Linked DNA regions of Homo sapiens: region 2 is linked to region 1. Evidence: chromatin loops called from intact Hi-C (ENCODE). Cell type or tissue: K562. All regions are shown on one strand. Links, peaks and the distances in the headings refer to the core of each region. The heading gives the core; the rest is flanking DNA. Region 1 overlaps INPP5D (inositol polyphosphate-5-phosphatase D). Region 2 has its middle 6.5 kb from the start of ATG16L1.

What was found. Hi-C counts contacts between places; a loop is a spot of excess contacts. Peaks named below come from ENCODE experiments on the same cell type or tissue, not always from the same donor. Only the 100,000 strongest peaks of a DNase experiment are listed, where the experiment ranks them.
Region 2: a loop joins it to region 1, with 2.4 times the contacts of the local background. A loop is called at or near these places in 15 of 110 quality-filtered maps.

What each region holds. Positions count from the first base shown.
Region 1 is chr2:233,178,713-233,181,619 of GRCh38, forward strand. All of the region lies in intron 18 of INPP5D (inositol polyphosphate-5-phosphatase D), which reads left to right. Among named protein-coding and RNA genes, the nearest start is that of ATG16L1, 72 kb to the right of the region's middle. In K562, for the core only: no CTCF peak of the experiment used is centred there; DNase peaks (open chromatin) are centred at 849 and 1,489; H3K4me3 peaks cover 1,298 bases.
Region 2 is chr2:233,243,721-233,246,627 of GRCh38, forward strand. No RefSeq gene overlaps it. Among named protein-coding and RNA genes, the nearest start is that of ATG16L1, 6.5 kb to the right of the region's middle. In K562, for the core only: no CTCF peak of the experiment used is centred there; no DNase peak of the experiment used is centred there.

The DNA of each region.
Region 1 (2,907 bases), core at 127-2,626:
ACTTCAGGTGATCCACCCGCCTCAGCCTCCCCAGGTGCTGGGATTACAGGCCTGAGTCACTGCGCCAGGCCCAGTGGTATTATTTTTAAAACACTGCGAATTCCCACACAATGGCCTCTAAAGGATGGCCACCCCAGTCCTTGGAGCAAGGAGAGGGGTGGGGGAATGCTGCCCGCTGGCCACCTTTGTGGCTCCCACTCTGTCTCTGGGGACTGGCAAATTTGGTCTCACTTATTTAACTCTGGTCCTATACTTTGAACTGACTTCCATTCCAGTGCCTGTCTCCTCCTACTGCCCAGAAGAGCCCAGAGCAGCTACCCTGAAATAGTTTAACACACGCACCCTGCATTCCTTGCTGAAGGACTGAGCTCTGTCTCCCAGAAGTGACGTCACTAGACGAACTTCACACAACACCTTTAGATGTGTGGGAAGGCAACCTGCCCTCATAGCCACGGCCAGGGCATTGTTCCAGCTTCCAAAGCTCAAAGTGCCTGAGTCCTACCCTCTGCCTGCAGCCTCCTCACTTGTGCATTCCCTCCCTGCCACCCGTCGGACTCTCCAGGCCTGTCACTCCTTCCCAGCCACACTCAGGGTCAACCCTGTCAATACTGTCCTTCCCACATCCTGCAGCTCCGTGCATCCTGCCAATTCTTGTCTCAACCATCTGTCTGCTTCAGCCAGCCTCTGCCGAGAGTCAGGAGATAGTGGAGGCTTGTAGAATTACCACTTACTGTTTTGCACCTAAACTTGGCATTCAAAACTGCTCGACAGTGGAGGCTTTAGAGAAAGAGGAGGGAGATCAGTCCGGAAGTGGCAATGAGGAGCAGGAAGGACACCCTTTGCCCCCACCTCCGGGCCCGGAATATGAGGGTTGGGGAGGAAAACAAGCCTCACCAGAGAGGCAGCAGTGTCTTCCGGGGAGGGCTGGGTTTGGGAGGTGACAGGAAGATTAAAGATACAGGGAATTTTGCTAATGATATTTCATTGAGTGCCAGAGGGCTCAGTAGAAGCGTTTAATGAGTTGGGGTTGAGGGGAGGCAAAATGTTGGAAAAGAAAAGGGAGTGAATGTCCAGAGCTCAGGAAACAGGGGTGACCTGGGAGCCTCAGTCTTCTCATGACAATTAACATAGCAGGCATATCAGCTGTCTATTGCTGCATAACAAACTGTCCTAAAACTCAGTGACTTAAAGCAAACATTTATTTGCTCGCGAGTCTCTGCGCTAGGCTGAATTTGGACTGCTCACCTCTGCTCTAGTTGGTGTCATCTGGGCACACTCAGGCAGGAGCCCATCAGATCTGGGGTCGGCTGGCTGTCAGCAGGCATAGGGGTGGTACTCATCATCCAGCAGGCCAGTGCTGGCTTCTTAGCTTCCTGGTCTCAGGGTTCCCAGATTCGAGTGTCACCAGTGGGGAAGTTCTTCTTAAGGCTCTGTTGGCCTCATGTTTACTAAGGTCCCATTGGCCAAAGAAAGTCACATGACCAAGCCCAGACTCATGGTGGGAGGGGACCACAGAGAGTGTGGTTACTGGGAGGAGGACTGGGTCTTTGAGGGTCACCCATCTTACAGTCCACCTCCTAGGCTTAAGGGCACACTGTAGTGCCATTGCTATTATGTTCAGTACATATCTGAAATATTCTGAGAATGCTTAAAAAAAAAAACCCTGCTCGTCAACCCATTAAATTCTCCCTGGAACACCCCTCCTCCACTGCCACAGCAAACCTGTACCCCTGTGCTCAGCCTGACTCCCCACCTCCATCCTCTCCTGCCTCACACAGCACTGGACCTCACTGATTTCTTCTTGCCTGTGTCCAGTTTTTTGTTTTTTTTGTTTTGTTTTGTTTTTTGAGACAATCTTGCTTTGTTATCCAGGCTGGAGTGCAGTGGCACCATCCTGGCTCACTGCAACGTCAGCCTCCCAGGTTCAAGTGATTCTCCGCCTCAGCCTCCCAAGCAGCTGGGATTACAGGCGCCCACCACCACGCCCAGCTAATTTTTGTATTTTTAGTAGAGACGGGGTTTTGCCATGTTGGCCAGGCTGATCTCGAACTCCTGGCCTCAAGTGATCCACCCACCTCGGCCTCCCAAAGTGCTGGGATTACATGCGCCCACCACCATGCCCAGCTAATTTTTGTATTTTTAGTAGAGACGGGGTTTTGCCATGTTGGCCAGGCTGATCTCGAACTCCTGGCCTCAAGTGATCCACCCACCTCGGCCTCCCAAAGTGCTGGGATTACAGGCATGAGCCACCGTGCTTGGCCTCAGGTCCAGTTTTTAGGCTGATGCCCTCGCATCTTCCTCCCTCCTGTCTCAGAGAAGGGGTAGCCTCCTCTTTCTTTCCTGCCTAGCCTTTGCCCCTGGACCCTTGACTCCATCTATTCCTTCTCCACTACCAACCAGTGCCCCCACTCCCATCCTTCTCTCCTGTCCCTTTCTCTGTTCTGTCTCATAGTTTCCATGTGTTTCTCTGGTGATCCTTAGTAAGTGAGCTTTTTTTCTTTTCATGTTTATTAGCCATCTGTATTTTTTGGTGAATTTTCTGTCCATATCCTTTGGTTGGTTGAAGGGTGGAGTGTTTATCTTTTTCTTGCTGATTTGTAAATGCTTTCTAAAAAGGATGCCAAGTCTGTTTTATCACCTTCTTGGTCTCCTTTGCTGGCGGTTTTTCCTTTGCCCGCCCATTCATGGTTGGTGTGCCCTGGAATTCCATCCTCGTCTCTTCTCATCCTTCGTGTGAAAGCCCAGACATGCTCAGGTCTTCTGCTTCCACCTAATCCTAAGACTCCACATCTAAAGATGCATCTCCAGCCTTGAGTGCCCATTTCCTGCCAGGCATCTCCAACGGGCTATCTTGAAAGAACTGTCTTTCTAGAACTGTCCTCTTTCTCTTGCCCCTTCCCAAAGTGC
Region 2 (2,907 bases), core at 137-2,636, 65 kb after region 1:
AGCAGATCTAGATCTAGATCCTTAGACTTCACAACCAAAGAAGAAAAGGGACCCTCTCCCCTGGATCCACTTTAAAAATTCCTGTGGAGGATGGTGACTGAGAAGCGTTCCTATGCCTACCCCTGGGGCCAATTTGTTGCAGGAAGGGATGGAGAAATACCATTAACTAGCAGGAGGGTATAATCTGTTACCAAAAGAAAGGTGGAAGGCTGGGCCCGGTGGCTCATGCCTGTAATCCTAGCACTTTGGGAGGCCAAGGCGGGTGGATCACTTTAGGTTAGGAGTTTGAAACCAGTCTGGCCAACATGGTGAAACCTTGTCTCCACTAAAAATACCAAAATTAGCCAGTCAGGTGGCACGCATGCCAGTAATTCCAGCTACTCAGAAGGCCGAGGCATAAGAATCGCTTGAACCCGGGAGGTGGAGGCTGCAGTGAGCCAAGATCTCACCACCGCACTGGCGACAGCCTGGGCAACAGAGCGAGACTCTGTCTCAAAAAAAAAAAAAAAAAGAAAAGAAAAGAAAGAAAGAGAAAGAAGGAAGGAAGGAAGGAGCGGGGAGGGAGGGAGGGAGAGGGAGATTGAGAAAGAGAGAGAAAGAAAGAGCGAGCTAGCCAGGCCAAACAGAAGATGTGTTCTGCCTGTCCCTTCTGGGAGCTGCCCCTTCCCCTCCATCCAAAGGAAGCTGTCCTGGAAGACTGGCCTGCCCCTTTGCCACAAGGATTCTTAGATACGGGCACCTGCTGGTCCATCAGAGTCTTCTCCCAGGAATTGAGAACTGGAGCTCAGAGGCGCCAGCTCTGTTTGGCTGCTTGTGTGTACTGAGGAGCTTTCAGAGGAGCTATTTCTTTACCTCGAGGATGGGAGAACCGCGAAACACAAATGGCTGGGCCACAAGACAAGAGAAGAAGGAAGCAGCAAGCCATGGAGAAGCGGATGCAAAGGGCTGAGCACGCTGGCTGATCTGCATCCTGGTTGCAGTGATTCCTGGGATCCAGCCACATCTCTGCTGCCAGTCTCTGCAGCACACTGAATCCAGACAATAACCCCCCTTTTTCCCTTAAGGTAGCTCATATTGCACTTCTTTTGCTTGCTATCAAAAACATTCTAACTGATACACAATCTCAACCTAAAACAGTCTCAGCCCTCATAGCCTGACACACAGCCAGTAGCATGGTGAAGCAGGTGAGTTCTGGCACCAGGCTTCCTTGACTGTATCTTAGTTCTGCTTCTTCCTAACTTGTGACACCAGACACGTTGCTCTGCTTCTTCCTAACTTGTGACACCAGACAAGTTACTTTTTTTTTTTGGATGGAATTTCACTCTTGTCTCCCAGGCTGGAGTGCAATGACACAATCTTGACTCACTGCAAACTTTGCCTCCCAGGTTCAAGTGATTCTCCTGCCTCAGCCTCCTGAGTAGCTGGGATTACAGGCGTCTGCTATCATGCCCGGCTAATTTTTTTGTATTATTAGTAGAGACGGGGTTTCACCACGTTGGCCAGGCTGGTCTTGAACTCCTGACCTCAGGTGATCTGCCCGCCTCACCCTCCCAAAATGCTGGGATTACAGGCATGAGCCACCATGCCTGGCCAAGTTATTTAACTTCTATATGTCTATTTCTTCATCTCCAAAAAGGAAATATTAATATACCTACATTATCGTGTTGTGAGAATTAAATAAGTTGATCCACGTAACACAGTGCCTGACATGTAAAAATCACTCCATAACATTAACTATTATTTGTAGTGGGAGATTGCAGTAGTGCCTAGGAGAAATTTTATCATCTCTTTAAAGATCAAAGAAACAAACCAAGGAAGATAGCCTCCCCACCTCCACCACGGATCACATTCCCAGCTTGCTAGAGGTGTCATGTTGAATCCTCTGGCCGGCATTCCAGACACCGGCTGCCAATATGCAGAGGAGATAAAGATCTCCAAGAAAGTTGAAATGTTACTAAAATGCTTGTACTGTAGTATAAGGATAATAACACTTCCTCAGACATCATTTTAAAAGTATGAAATTTGGCCAGGCATGGTGGCTCACACCTGTAATTCCAGCACTTTGGGAGGCCGAGGCGGGTGGATCACTTGAGGCCAGGAGTTCTAGACCAGCCTGGCCAACATGGTAAAACCCCGTTTCTACTAAAAATACAAAAATTAGCCAGGCCTGGTGGCAGGCACCTGTAGTCCCAGCTACTCAGGAGGCTGAGGCAGGAGAATTGCTTGAACCTGGGAGGCAGAGGGTTGCAGTGAGCTGAGATCGAGTCACTGCACTCCAGTCTGGGCAACAGACTAAGACTCCATCTAAAAAAATAACAAAATAAAAAATAAATAAATAATATGAAATCTGCCAGGCAAGGTGGCTCATGCCTGTAATCCTAGCACTTTGGGAAGCTGAGGCAGGAGGATTACTTGAGCCCAGGAGTTTGAGGCCAGCCTGGGCAACTTAGTAAGACCCGGTCTCTACAAAAAAACAAAACAAAACAAAACAAAAATTAGTCCCAGCTATTTGAGAGGCTGAGGTGGGAGGATCGCTTGAGCCTGAGAGTTTGAGGCTGCAGTGAGCCGTGATCGCGCCACTGCACTCCAGCCTGGGTGACAGATCAAGACCCTGTCTCAAAAAATGAAATAAAATAATATGAAATCTGAGTGTCAACATATATACGGAGTGAAGGACATGACCTGCATGTGGTTTAATCTATGTACACAGAGATTCTTTATAATGAAAATTTCCTGCCGTGTGCATATATGTGTATACACAAAAGCAACGACCCTAAAAAAAAAAACAAAGAAAAACAAGGAGCAAAAGAGCCAAGTAACATATGCCTATAAGGGGGCATTGTTATTATCATATTAAGAAATGAGGTTTGGACCCGGCACAGTGGTTCACGCCTGTAATCCCAGCAC